Linked DNA regions of Homo sapiens: regions 1, 2, 4 and 5 are each linked to region 3. Evidence: chromatin contacts called from ENCODE Hi-C or POLR2A ChIA-PET data. All regions are on one chromosome and are shown on one strand. The core of a region is the stretch at or near the end of the contact, and the rest is flanking DNA. Distances in the headings are between cores, read along the strand shown. Region 1 holds the start of INO80C (INO80 complex subunit C). Region 2 holds the start of RPRD1A (regulation of nuclear pre-mRNA domain containing 1A). Region 3 holds the start of PIK3C3 (phosphatidylinositol 3-kinase catalytic subunit type 3). Region 4 holds the start of MAPRE2 (microtubule associated protein RP/EB family member 2). Region 5 holds the start of DYM (dymeclin).

Region 1 (2,700 bases), core at 187-2,686, 6.5 Mb after region 3:
GGCTTGTTGGAGGTGAGTCCTTGAGTTAAGGAATGAGGAAAAGACTAGCTTTAGATGAGGATAGGGATGGAGATGGGGTGTGGGAAAGAACATTTCAACACTGGTAGGCTTATTCCTTTCTCTAAAGGAAAAAATATGTCAGTAACAATATTGCAAGTTTCCCTAACTGCTCCTTCTCTCTCACCTCTAAGTCATTGTGCAGCCTGTTTATTTCAAATATCAAGACTCATATACATCAACTTCCTGTATTCAAACATAGTAGCTTCCACCAATCACTGCAGGGAGTTAGTTCATTCGTTAAATACATCATTAAAAATACTTATAATGCACCAATGACTTGCAAGGTACTGTGATTGGGGGGACTGATAAGTTAACAAGACATAACTGACCCTTCCCTCATACAGATTACATTCTAGCAGGAGCCAAAAAAGACATTAACCATCCGATTATAAATCATTTAGTTATATGATGTCGCAAAGGTTCTGTAAAAATATAGGGTAGAATGAGGCAAAGAACAAGGCGGGTAGGGGGACTCAGGTTCCTAAATAGGTTTTAGTAGATCTGTGACCTCCCTGAAATCTGTAAAATTTTGTCTGTGTCTGTATACATTTAATGGGGTGGTGGGGAGGTGGGGGTGTGCGGCAGGGATAGGAAGCACAGATTCCATGCTCAAGAGTCTGTGAATCCTAAGAGATTAAGAACCGGCCGGGCGTGGTGGCTTACGCCTGTAATCCCAGCACTTAGGGAGGCCGAGGCGGGCAGATCACCTGAGGTCGGGAGCTCGAGACCAGCCTGACCAACATGGAGAAACCCCGTCTCTACTAAAAATACAAAATTAGCCGGGCATGGTGGCACATGCCTGTGATCCCAGCTACTCGGGAGGCTGAGGCAGGAGAATCGCTTGAACCCGGGAGGCGGAGTTTGCAGTGAGCCGAGATCGCGCCATTGCACTCCAGCCTGGACAACAAGAGCGAAACTCCGTCTCAAATAAAAGAAAAAAAAAAAGGGAGAGATTAAGAACCACTCTACCCTTCATGTCCATTTGGGCGCTATTTATATACAAACCTTTTCCGCGTGGGAAGGCAGGGAGGGATAGAGGGAGAAGCCAGTAGCTTGGCGGTCTACTGAGAACGACCCCAGCTTTAGGCTTACAGACATCAAAAGTAATCACTCTTCTATATGAGAAAAGACAACACGCTCATTAATTTTTTAAAACGTAGTTACTTAAAAAGATTGGGAGATTTTCTATTCCTCTATCAATGGGGATTTCCAGGCACGTGCCCCACCCAAGGCCCACGCCCAGAGCGCCCGAGTGGCAGGACAACGCCCGCTGACATCTTCCCGTCCCGACGGCACAGGCTACTCCGAGCTCCGCCTTTTAGATTGCACCGAGAGAAGCCAGCTACAGCTTGGAGTCCAGGCCGGGTTTTCAAGCATCAAGACGGAAGTAACAGCGGAAAGGAAGTTCCAAGGCCCGCGCTGGGAAAAAGGTGGGGGGACCAGGGGAAGACTCGGAGTGCGATGGCGGCGCAAATTCCAATTGTGGCCACCACTTCCACTCCCGGAATAGTCCGGAACAGCAAGAAGAGGCCGGCCAGCCCTTCCCACAATGGCAGCAGCGGCGGGGGCTATGGCGCCAGTAAGAAGAAAAAAGCGTCCGCTTCCAGCTTTGCGCAGGTACGCAGTCGCGCTCCCAGGCTGCGCGTGCGCGTCGCGAAACGGGACTTGGCGGGGCGGAGCCGAGCCAGGGCGCGTGCGTAATGTGGGGCGCTGCGCGTGCGGTCTCCGTTGGGGTTGAAAGACGCTGCCCCGCGGAGTGAATGACTACTCTTTCCCTTCGTTTGGACACATGGGCTTACAACGCCTTGTGTTGTAAGGAGAGAAGAAGAAGTAGGGAGGTTATTACTGACTTAGTATTAATAGAAGGACTGCCTCTTCCCCTCGAGGTCGCCTTTAGCATGAGGTTCAGGACTAATGAGTGTCAGTCATTCAGAAATTTGCGTGTCTTCCCCTCGTCCATTCTGCAGACATCTACCCAGTGTCTTTGAGGCGCATAGCGCTGTAATGTCCTGCATGGATGAATACAAGATGTATTGATAAGTATGCTTTCTCTCATCCTGAGAAAAGTGCTTTTTTGACCCTGGGTTTCCCAATCCAAAGGCAGGTTTGGTCTTAACTCATGGGCTTGTTAAGGTTATGAAGTAATGAGTGTAAAGGCACTGAGCTCAGCGCCTGGCTCAGACGTCAGGGCCTCTGAACAATCTAGGTTCCGTAATTCCAGCAATGAATTTTCAGCAGGGAGTGGCTTGATTAGTGTTTTCTCTGGCTCCTGCATTTTATTCAAAGCAAAAAAGCAGAGATAGAGTGTGTTACTTTGTGCTCCTCAGCATATGGTGTGACACCACCGTTCACCCAGTCAGTCAGTGGCTGTTCTAGAAATCTTGTTCCTTCTTCTGTAGGTGATTGGTAGTGCTTTTTATTTTAACCTTTTAATATTAAATACTTTGCTATAGTAAGATTTACACAGAGTACAATGCACAAATTTTCAAGAATACTGGCTGAACCACAGATCTTCAAGAATCCTGTCTCACGCCTGTATCCCAGCACTTTGAGAGGCCAAGGTGAGAGGATTGCTTGAGGACAGGAGTTCGAGACCTGCTCCCCAACCCCCATCCAAATTTACAAATAGCTGGGCGTGAT
Region 2 (2,700 bases), core at 35-2,534, 5.9 Mb after region 3:
TAATATATTCACGTATTCTTTTTGTAAAAATGAAAACAATATGGACACAATTTAAGGGCTCCAATTCTGATCCTCTCCCTGAGACCAGTATTCATGTGGTGTGTATTCCTCCAAACCTTTGCCATGAGTTTACGTACTTGTGAACCCATATGAACTACATACCTTTAAACAAGAAGTGGTATACTATACTTTTGCTTCTGTAATTAAAAAAAAATCCAGCTGGGCATGGTGGCTCACACCTGTAATCCCAGCATTTTGGGAGGCCAAGGTGGGAGGAATGCTTGAGCCCAGGAATTCGAGGTTGCAGTAAGCTGTGATCATGGCACTGAACTCCAGTCTGGGTGAGAGTGAGGCCCTCTCTCAAAAAGAACCTCATAAAAACCCACTCAAACCCTTCCAAATCCACCATATCTTGGATTAATCCATATTTTAAACTGCTGCATGTATTATGGAATATAGACGTATCTGTGTAGACTGCAACAGTGAATGTTCCAATTTTTCACTGTTACTGTGTTGGACTGAACACCTAGAATAAGCTTCCTGGTGCAAACATGCTGGTGTTTTTTCCAGCACTGACAGCAATTAGTGAAATTGCTAGGAAAGAGTATTCTTATAATTTTTAAATTTTTATTCATTTTTCATTTTTGTGGGTACATAGTAGGTGTATATATTTATGGAGTACATAAGATATTTTGGTACAGGCATGGCAATGCCTAATAATCGCATTATGCAAAGTTGGGTATCCATCCCTTTAAGCATTTATCCTTTGTGTTACAAACAATCCAATTATCCTTTTAGTTATTTTAAAATGTACAATTAAATTATTACTGACTCTAGTCCCCTGTCATGCTATCAAATACTAGGTCCTATTTATATTTAGTCCTTCTATTAGTCCTTCTATTTAGCCCTCCCCCACTACCCTTCCCAGCCTCTGGTCACCATCCTATACTCTATTTAGGAAGGTGTATTTTTAACCGTAATTGGTCATGCAAATAGTCTTTAAAGTGCCTGCCCCAATTTATACCAGTTTACATGCCTATGTAGAGATCTGTAATCACTGCTTCTTTGACAGAGTTTCCATTAAGGAGGGTTCAGGCCTGGCAAACTCCCACCATGCCTCTGAGAGTAACCCAGGCATCACGCCCCTGTCCGCCTCCCCTGCACTTGTTTCGACTCCGCCCCTTCCGCCTGGCGGTTCCACTTCTCGGCCGCGCGTTTTCCCAGGGCTTGCAGCGGGAGGGGCGGGGCGTGGGTCCCTGTGACGTCACTGCCGGCCGGACGCCATCTTGCTGGTTTGCGGCCGGTCTTGGATGAAGCGGCGGCCGTGGTGAGAGCGTGGGGAAGGGTGGGGTGAGGGGGCGAGGCCGCAGCTAGGGCGGCGAAACTCTCCTCCCCTCGGCCCCACCGCGTGGGACGGCGTGAACGTGGTGTCGGAGGGATGTCAGCCTTCTCTGAGGCGGCGCTGGAGAAGAAGCTGTCGGAGTTGAGCAACTCGCAGCAGAGCGTGCAGACCTTGTCCCTGTGGCTCATTCACCACCGTAAACACTCGCGTCCCATCGTCACCGTGTGGGAGCGGGAGCTGCGGAAAGGTGAGTCAACCGCTTATGTCGGCCGCTTCCCACCACCCGGCCGGCCTCCAGGCGCCCCCGGGAACCCCGTTTCTCCAGCGCCCCCGGCTTCCCGGCGTCGGGATGCCAGCGCGCGGTGGTCTGCGGGCTTGGAGGAGCTGCGTGCACCACGCTTCTGCAAAGTCTGGGCTTAGATATTTATTGAATAAAGGAATGAATAATTAAAAAAGAAAACTCCGGTTAGCTTAACACGGAAACAGTAGCAGGGGGTTGGGACTCCACACCCAATTAGGGCCAGAAATTCAGGTGGTCAGGTATTTTTTTCATTCTGTGAATGATAATGGAGGATAAGGGAGGGAGAAGGTAGGGGAGTGGAAAGAAAAAGATTGGTGTGGGTTTGGGAGTTACTTCCGTCATTTCTGTAACGCAGCAACTTATTCTTGTGAAATTAATAGAGGAATAGTTTTAGAAGTCTAATATAAGAAGATGGGTAATGCAGTGGAAAAGACTCTGAATTTGTAGATTTTAGAGGGTCTCAATTGGGCAAGTTTCTTATAACTTCTGCGTTGCAGATGCCTTACCTGAAAAGGAGAGATTTAGAGTAAGTCACCTAAAGTCCTTTCCTATTCTATGATTATATGCCCTAATGCAGTGTCTTTGTTTTGCAAAACATTTGATAGTGTTCCTGTAAATGAAGTAAACTTTTTTGAGATGTCTGTCACTAAAATATTCAGAATCAGTTCATGTATGCAGAGCAACTTTGTAAAAAATTATCCTAGTGCGACTGAAAATAAAAAATTTCATTTGCTTAGTCTGAGCTTGTACTTTAATTCTTAATTCATTGGGTAGAGTGGACACTCTTCATTATTGTTGCAAACATCCTGATGGATATGATGGTTTTTTATCAAGTGTTAAAGGTTTTAACCGTTATTAATCAAAATAGACGCTTGCTTACTGAACCTTGTGAAAGCTATATGATGTATGTACGTAACAGCCAAAATGTGAGCCAAAATGTTGGCTGTATATAATGGAGACAATCTGTCCTTGTATATTGTTTGTGGTTATGAAAACGTCACCCATCCTTGAGAAGAAATTGATTTACAGCCTTGTTTTTCAGTTTATGTGTAAGTAT
Region 3 (2,700 bases), core at 136-2,635:
CAGAACGTCATCCCAAAGGGAAAGGAGACAGAGTGAGACCCTGTCTCCAAAAAAAAAAAAAAAAAAAAAAGGGACCGGTTTTTTTGGCTTTTTCTTTATTTTTAATGTTCAAACATTTCAAAAAATGCATTCATATATCCAAGAAATACTGAGCATCAAGCTGAAGGAAAGCCCTTTATCAATATTGATCCTGTATAAACTACTAGTGGTGTATGCTATGGAAAATACCTTAAATGAGTGTATAAAGTATCATACAAAGGTACAAGGTGGTTGTTGACATATTACTTTTACCACCACCACCACAAACTAAAAAGTAAAGTATTTGTCAGCGAATAAGGGACTTCTGAAAATAAAATGAAATGATCATTCAAAGGTACATCAGACAACTGAGAAAATTTATCTATCACTTACTGCAGGCCTTTGACCGACACATATTTGTTGAATATTAATTGAACATACACAAGAAATGTTTATTAATTATGGATGATGCTATGGTCAATAATTTGTGATAGCTTTGACAACACTCCTACATGACCACCTTAAAAGGGACATAATTTCCAACTCTGTCTTGTGCATCCCTCGTCATTATACCAGTTCTATTATCCTCATCTCAAGATATCACGCCCTTGACCTTTACTTCAGCCGTGGTGCCCCAACGTTTTCCTGCAAAGACTCTTTTCTCCTATCTTCTTGGTACCTTTGAAACTGGAACCCTCATCTTCGACTTACTCCCAACTTCCCTGACTAAACACTGCCATACTACCCAAAGATTCACTCTAGGCCTCTATCACCTCCCGTGCTAATACACCATGTGCTCATCTTATTCTCAACTATCGCATCTGCCTGTGTCTACCTCTCCATAATTTCTGAAGCCTTCATTCCACCCTACAAGCCCCGTTCCAAAATAAAGATCGTCCTCTTACTTACGACGAGACTTGATTTCTTAATTTACAATGAAATAGTAATAAACTCTCAAAAGGCTGAACAGCAAAAACTTTAAAGACTGTAAAATACAGCGGAACTTAAGGGCTATTCCTACTGCTGTGCTTCTCACGGAGACCACGTATTAAATCCTTTTCCAAAAGAGCCCCTCTCCACGATCCACTCTCTCGCGCCTCCCTGGCTACAGCCCTCACAGCCGCCCCCAATCTGGGCCTTGAGACGAGTCACGTACTTTCTGCCTCTCACTCCCAACAGGCCCCTGCCCCCACGTCCCTACGCCCCAGCAATCCCACTCCCTGTCCCGAGTGTTCTCTTACATCTTAAGCTGGACGTTGATATCCAGGTCACAACTATAGATGTAGTGAAACTTCTCTGCTTCCCCCATCGCACCGTCTGCAAAGGTACCACCTACAGCGGGAACTTAGGTACAGGAAAAACAACATAAATGAACCAGCTGAGCCCCACAACACGGAACTTCCGGTTCCGCCCCCGCCAGCAAGCCGCCAATCCACGCCCGGAGCGAGTTCCGACGCGGCGGAACTCCCCGCCGAAACAACCCTTCCGCGCATGTGCACAAGGCGCCCACCATCTTGCTTAAGGGCAAATGTATACGGGAAACGGCTAATCTGGTTACATTCCAGTTTTCCTGTCTTGACAGCACTTTTTTTTTTTTTTAAAGAAAAAGAGACGCTATCATTTGAGCTTGAGCTGTACCTAAAACAATACGAAAGAAAATTCAATTCAAAAAGAATTATAACAGCTTTCACTGGCTGCCGGCTAAACAGGTTACAAGCACAAAAATTGGAATTTTGCCAGGTTTAAATTCCAGTGGCCTTCCCAAAAAGTGTAGCACTAATTTGCTATCTCAAGCAAGGATTTTCTCTTTCTGCTCTAAAGAGTAGGGAAAGGACTAAATAGAGAATAAATAAATCTGGGTTTCATGTTTGGTGTTGTCAGTATTCATGCTACTTTGGACATAATACTTGCGTGCATGTTTAAACTGGGAATATTCAAATTCAATGTAGTTTCAAGCCCTAACCCAAGTTAGAATCTAGAGGCCTCCTGTAATAACTACAGAACACAGATCTCTAAACCCTCTGAGCTCCTATAATGTTTGTTTTTATAATTATTATAATCTAAAATTGTAATACTCCCTTCCAATTAGATTGAAAACTCTTGGAAGGTAAGACCAGTGTGCCATTTACTTCCGTGTCTTGCCCCGCTAGCTGTCTAATGCATTGCTGAGTTTAATACTTCCTACTTACTGGTTATTAATGATGATATTGAATGAAAGTCTCCATTTTCTATGCCTTTATTTCTTTTTTTTTTTTTTTTTTGAGATGGAGTTTTGCTATTGTCGCCCAGGCTGGCACCATCTCGGCTCACTGCAACCTCCATCTCCTGGGTTCAAGCGATTCTCCTGCATCAGCCTCCCAAGTAGCTGGGATTACAGGCACCCGCCACCCAGTCAGGCTAATTTTTGTATTTTTAATAGAGATGGGGTTTCACCATGTTGGCCAGTCGGGTCTCAAACTCCTAACCTCCAGTGATCTGCCTGCCCTGGCCTCCCAAACTGCTATGTCATTTCTTTTTTTTTTTTTTTTTTTTTTTTTGAGACAGAGTCGCTCTGTTGCCCAGGCTGGAGTGCCCGTCTCTCTGTTGCCCAGGCTGGAGTGCAGTGGCGCGATCTCGGCTCACTGCAAGCTTCACCTCCCAGGTTCATGCCATTCTCCTGCCTCAGCCCCCCAAGTAGCTGGG
Region 4 (2,700 bases), core at 117-2,616, 6.9 Mb after region 3:
AAAAGAGTTATTTCCTGTTGCTCATCAGCTGAGAGGATGCGCTTTAGAGGTATGTGTGCTCTGCCTCAAAGCAAAAGCATTGTTAGCGTTTATCAAGGTAACATTTAAAAATAACTACCCCAGTACAAAAGAACTTCAGAGGAAATATGACCGAAGCTATCAGTCTCCCTTCAAGTCTGGCCTTGAGCTGCATAAGACTCTAGCTGCATTCTCCATTACATTGTTATCCTTATCAAACAATGCAAACAATTTTAATGAGCTTATCTACTGGAACATATTGCCAGATATGTTAATGTAAAAATGATGCCAACCGTACAGGCCAACTCATTAATCAAAAGGCTCACAATACAATGACCAAGATCAGTCCCATCCTCAAAACAGACCTCAGCAAAAGACCAGGAATCACCTTCCTACTGTAAATAAGAAGGAAAGGCTCCCCCACCCAAGCGGTGGCCATAAACTCCTTAGAAAATGCATAACAGCGCCCAGTTTTTTTCAAGTCCTTTGCAGTCCAGTCTCTTTCTAATAAACCTAGGGTTCTATGGAGAAAATTTTGGTGAATGTCTGACACTATCACCTCTGCTGTCAATCCCTGCACCAATCAGCGAGCAGAATTCTTACAAAGCTCCATCAATCTGGCGGTTTAACATCACAGACTGCAGCTTAATCTAGAGGATTCCATCTTTCCTGCACACTCTCCAGGTTAAGCGCAAACGTTTTTCTCCCCACCCTCCCGTTTTCTGCCTTTTGGCACTGCTACCTAATGGCTCCTTTAAAATCTAAAAGGGAAGGAGGAAAGGAAGTGCTACTGCCTGTCTCCCTTTGGACAGCGGGGGAAAACAGCATGCATTTTTATCAGTGTGGAAGGAAAGAGATGGAGGGAGACCCCTCGAAGGCAGCAAACCTATTCACAAAATGCTTTCCATCTGCAGTCGCGGAGCCTCAATGCAAACCCAACATGACACATGGAAACAGATACCAAATAATCACAACCGCCTTCACAAATGCATGCCTGCAGCAGGGGTCGCAGGCAGTGTCTGCTCCATTATATAACGGGCTGGATTTCCGCGCGCCCTCACGGCGGTCCCCGGCGCTGCTCTCGTGCCAGCCCCATTACCTGTAGGAACGCTCCCCGCGCACTGTGTGCTTCCGGAAAGGAATGATGGTCCCGTTATTATCCTGGATGATGTCGTTGTTGTTCTCGCCATTTGGGGACAGGGTTTGGGTCGGCCCAGGCATTGGCGCACTCCCGAGAAGGGGAACAAACCGCTGTGGGCTGGCTGGTGAGGAAGGTGGCTGCGTCTTCCCGCTCGCTCGCCTGCTCCGCACGGACCGTGCCTGCCGCCTGCTCGCTCACTGCCTTCTCCCAGCTCTCGCTCGCGCCCCGCCCTCCTGCGGCCCCGCCCTCTGGCAGCTGACGTCAGAGCGCCGGCAGCAGCACCCTGGTCACGTGGCCAGCCTGTTGCCATGGCAACCCGCTAACTCATCACCTCGCCTCAATTCGCACAGGGTCGCGGCGTGACCACGCCAGCAGCTCCAGGCAGGCACCGGGGCAGGCCTACATCTGGCATGTAAAACCCCAGGCCACCCTGCAGCCCCCCTCGCAGACTCGCCTTGTCTGAAAACCAGCTCTTCCTCTAACCATTTCCTTTCCGACCCGTGCTGCCACTGCAGCTGTGTACACAAAAGAACGATTCATGCAAAGGGGTGTGGGAGACCCTTTAACTCCTTCAATACCAAGTTTTTATGCCATGACAATTAAACTTGGTCAGGTTTCAGAAAAACCTAAAAAGGACCTGGTGGCCAGCTTGTAGAAAAGGTATCAGACTAAGGTTAAAATTTCTGCCTTTCTCCCTTTCTCCAAATAGCAGCAACCATCTCCCCAAAAACAAGCCAAAAAGCTAAAAACCTACAAGGAAGCTGTATTTCCTTCTAATCAATGTAGCCTTTAATAATGTGAGGATTAAAGATGGCAAATTAAGAGATCATCTGTACAAAGGAATCCCCAAAGAGGGTTTTTCTTTTAAAAAAAGATAACCACCATTTTACCAGTTACCCAAAACCCTCCAATTCAAATTCTTTATGCTGCCTCCTGATACAGATCATTAATTCATTGACATTTATTCTATTTCCATTTGAATTACAAAAGTGATCACCTCACTTAGTATTTGAAAGTGCTTAACATTCAAGCTGTTCTATATCCTTGCAATACCGCTTTCAAATATATTGGCTATGTGACAGATACTATTATTATTCCCATTTTAAAGATGAGTAAACTAGTAAGATTAAGTAAACTGCTTAAGGTCACACAGCTAGGAGTGGTGAACTGGAGCTTCCAAGTGACATGGTTTTATCAATGTGACTGGACAGTAATGATCTGTAATGTGAGCTCAATAAATATTATAAATCAAGGTAAGAATCAAGTACTTCCAAGATGACTGTTGTGAAAAGATAACTGTGAACAGAATTGCTAGCACTGTGCAGTCTACGGATTAGATTATAAACTGAAAAGACCCTGCATATGTTCAGTACTGTCCTCCAGAGAGGAGAGATTTTTTTTTTATTATTATTTTTTAGAGGCAGAGTCTCGCTCTGTCACCCAGGCTGGAGTGCAGTGGCGCAATCTCAGCTCACTGCAACCTCCGCCTCCTGGGTTCTAGTAATTCTCCTGCCTCAGCCTCCTGAGTAGGTGGGATAACA
Region 5 (2,700 bases), core at 53-2,552, 7.5 Mb before region 3:
TTTGTTGAGACAGTGTATCGCTATGTTGCTCAGGCTGGTCCTTCCGAACTCCTGGGCTCAAGTGATCCTCCCACCTTAGCCTCCCAAAGTATTGGGATTACAGGCATAAGCCACAGGGCCCAGTCTACTTTGGGTTTTAATATGTTTTCCTGTCATAATTCTGCAAGCTCAGTGAATTTACTGGCAGTCTATGCTAGAAAAGAATACCTAATATTTGTATAGTACTTTACAGAGTACACTGGCACATATTGACTATATAATGGGAATAACGGTGCTATCTGTTCCATAGGGTCATTTTGCGAAATAATAGTGCATGGCAAATAGAAAATAATCCATAATGTGAATTGTTATTACTACAGTCATGTCAACATTTCCTGTAATGGCAGAATCATCATCATGCATATATTTTAGGTGAGGAAACTGGCTGAGAGAGGTGAAGTAATTGCTCAAAGACGTCAGTGTGGAAACCTCAGCTCATTTGACTTCAAATTCCATAGTTTTGGCACTATCTCATATTGCTACTCTTTCCCGTGGGACCTGTCCTTTCCGACAACTTTGCAGGCAGGGCTAGCCCTGCCAGCTGCCTCCATCAAAAATTATTTTGCTATTTCTCAATTCTCCAGAATCCCACACAATATTGCTTGACTTTGGGATGGTTATTCAGCTGCAATTAACAGAGGCCTTAATAAGGTTAAGCCGCCAGAACGAGCGGTGTAGCATGAGCGAGGACTCTAGCACCTGGCAGGTGAGGTTGACTCTAGCACCCGGCAGGTGAGGTTTTTGCGCTTCTCTCTCTCTCTCTTTTTTTTTTTTTGAGAAGAGTCGAGCTCTGTCGCAAGGCTGGAGTGCAGTGGCCCGATCTCGACTCACTGCAATCTCCGCCTCTCGGGTTCAAACGATTCTCCTGCCTCAGACAGCTACTTTTTGACTCACTGCAATCTCCGCCTCTCGGGTTCAAACGATTATCCTGTCTCAAACAGCTACTTTTTGTATTTTTAGTGGAGACGGGGTTTCACCATGCTGGCCAGGATGGTCTCGATCTCCTGACCTCGTGATCCGTCCACCTCGGCCTCCTAAAGTGCTGGGATTACAGGCGTGAGCCACCGCGCACGGCTGTTTTTGCGCTTCTCGATTTCGCCACGTGGCTTTGCGGTAGCCCAGGAGGTACTAGGAGGGCGGAGGCACGAATAACACCCAAAGGACTACAGTTTCCAGAAGCCCGCGCGCGCCGCGTGCCACGTGACCACCTGGCTGGCGCGCGCGCCTGGGGGTCTGGTCCCTAGCCGCGTTCTCGGTCGCTTCCCTCTTCTCTCGCCGCCTCCTGGCCTCCGCACCGACGCGGCCCGGGCTGGAGCCGAGCCGGGGCCGAGCTGCAGGCCGGACCGGAGCCGGATCTGTACCCGCTGAGACGTGGAAACATGGAGGCCTGAGCCGGTGTGCGCCACCTGGGCTGCGGCGGCGACAGCGACTTCTCCTGACCCCTCTGCCACCCTCCCATCCGTCCGCGGGTCCGTGGAGCTGGAGCAGATCCCCCAGCCGGCTGAGACAGGTGGGCTGTAGCGCCGCCCCCCTCAGCGCGGCCGGGCCCGAAAGCCTGGCTGTCCCCGGCCTCCTGTCAGAGGGGGTCAGGGGCCACCCTCCGCAACCCGGCCAGCGCCCCGGGGCGGCGGCGAAGGGACCCTCCCTTCCCTGCCCGCGGGCGCCTGGGCCACCCGGAGGGGCTGTGCTGACAGCGGACGGACCTCTGTCCGAGTCCGCTGTTGGGAGTTGGGGGATACCGAAGGCCAAGTCGGTGCTTCCGGAGATGGGGCGGTGTTGGTCTGACAAATGGGCGTGTGATGGGCAGGGTGAGCAATAGCTGTTGGGTTTTTCTTTCTTCTTTTTACATTCATAGTTTATCGAGGTATAACTAACATATCAGAAAATTAACCCTTTAAAAGTACAACTCAGTGGTTTTTAGTATATTCACAGGGTTGAGCAGCCATCACCACCCTTAACTCCAGAGCATTTTTAATCACCGCCCCCCCCGCCCCAAAGAAGCTCGTACCCATTAGCAGTCACTCCTCCTTCTCTCCCCTACACTATTGATCTACTTTCAGTCGCCGTGGATTTGCCTGAGCAATTGTGTTTTGACTGAAAAGTGAAAGGGTGGGTGTTTGTGAACTGGGGGCAGTAGTGGGGTTTGAGGGTATTGGTGTGGTAAAGCTGATTGGATAAAGCTGTTCTCTACTGAACAGGGGTAGAGAAGTGATGGGATGATTGTAATCGGCCAGCAAAGCGGGTACCCAGGATAGACTGATTAGGGGGCACAGATGGAGTGAGTTCCTTGAAAGAGGAGAGGGGAAGTTGGAGAGAGGGGTGTGTAGAGCAAGGGTGATGTGCTGAAGGATGAAAACCTGGAGGGTGGAGGCCGTGGAGAGGAATGTAGCGTCCACCAGAGGAACTCAGGTGCTTAGGCTGATGAGTTGAGGGCTCAAGAGAAGAACGAGGTGGAAGGGAAGAGAATCTATAGGAATGGGTGAATGGTTGTTGCAGAGGATGAAATTTATGAATATATGGATTTCTGGAGTGATTATCCTGCTTTGAAGTTTTATTTTAGATAATCCTCTCAGCAACTTGGAGATAGACCGGACAAGTATGAATATTCCCATTCTGTAAATGAAGAACTAGTCTTTTAGAGGTTAGGTGTCTGCCTTAAGC

What was found. A loop is a pair of places that touch in the nucleus more often than their neighbours do. ChIA-PET counts read pairs that join two places held with the same protein, here RNA polymerase II (POLR2A). Pooled maps may share reads with other maps.
Region 1: a loop to region 3 is called in a map of CD8-positive, alpha-beta T cell, with 14 times the contacts of the local background. The contact joins the promoter of INO80C here to the promoter of PIK3C3 in region 3. A Hi-C loop is called at or near these places in 5 of 168 maps with a recorded cell type or tissue (B cell, CD4-positive, alpha-beta T cell, CD4-positive, alpha-beta memory T cell and 2 more) and 10 of 50 pooled maps. POLR2A ChIA-PET finds 5 or more read pairs at or near these places in 1 of 52 experiments (CD4-positive, alpha-beta T cell).
Region 2: a map of CD8-positive, alpha-beta T cell shows a loop between it and region 3 (8-fold over the local background). The contact joins the promoter of RPRD1A here to the promoter of PIK3C3 in region 3. A Hi-C loop is called at or near these places in 1 of 168 maps with a recorded cell type or tissue (CD8-positive, alpha-beta T cell) and 9 of 50 pooled maps. POLR2A ChIA-PET finds 5 or more read pairs at or near these places in 1 of 52 experiments (activated T-cell).
Region 4: a map of CD8-positive, alpha-beta T cell shows a loop between it and region 3 (10-fold over the local background). The contact joins the promoter of MAPRE2 here to the promoter of PIK3C3 in region 3. A Hi-C loop is called at or near these places in 2 of 168 maps with a recorded cell type or tissue (CD8-positive, alpha-beta T cell and naive thymus-derived CD4-positive, alpha-beta T cell) and 9 of 50 pooled maps. POLR2A ChIA-PET finds 5 or more read pairs at or near these places in 1 of 52 experiments (activated CD8-positive, alpha-beta memory T cell).
Region 5: a loop to region 3 is called in a pooled map, with 22 times the contacts of the local background. The contact joins the promoter of DYM here to the promoter of PIK3C3 in region 3. A Hi-C loop is called at or near these places in 4 of 50 pooled maps.

What each region holds. Positions count from the first base shown.
Region 1 is chr18:35,496,696-35,499,395 of GRCh38, reverse strand. INO80C (INO80 complex subunit C) reads left to right here and starts at 1,436. Exons shown (of 5, transcript NM_194281.4): 1 at 1,436-1,677. The coding sequence starts at 1,522. RefSeq lists enhancers at 1,259-1,528, 1,879-1,998, 2,269-2,418.
Region 2 is chr18:36,066,143-36,068,842 of GRCh38, reverse strand. It overlaps RPRD1A (regulation of nuclear pre-mRNA domain containing 1A), which reads left to right and starts at 1,284. Exons shown (of 7, transcript NM_018170.5): 1 at 1,284-1,589. The coding sequence starts at 1,439. RefSeq lists enhancers at 1,105-1,334, 1,046-1,561, 1,445-1,584.
Region 3 is chr18:41,953,919-41,956,618 of GRCh38, reverse strand. It overlaps PIK3C3 (phosphatidylinositol 3-kinase catalytic subunit type 3), which reads right to left and starts at 1,385. Exons shown (of 25, transcript NM_002647.4): 1 at 1,260-1,385. The coding sequence starts at 1,327. RefSeq lists an enhancer at 1,428-1,607.
Region 4 is chr18:35,040,079-35,042,778 of GRCh38, reverse strand. MAPRE2 (microtubule associated protein RP/EB family member 2) reads right to left here and starts at 1,366. Exons shown (of 7, transcript NM_014268.4): 1 at 1,118-1,366. The coding sequence starts at 1,239. RefSeq lists an enhancer at 1,257-1,406.
Region 5 is chr18:49,459,247-49,461,946 of GRCh38, reverse strand. DYM (dymeclin) reads left to right here and starts at 1,302. Exons shown (of 18, transcript NM_001353214.3): 1 at 1,302-1,549. RefSeq lists a silencer at 1,324-1,903.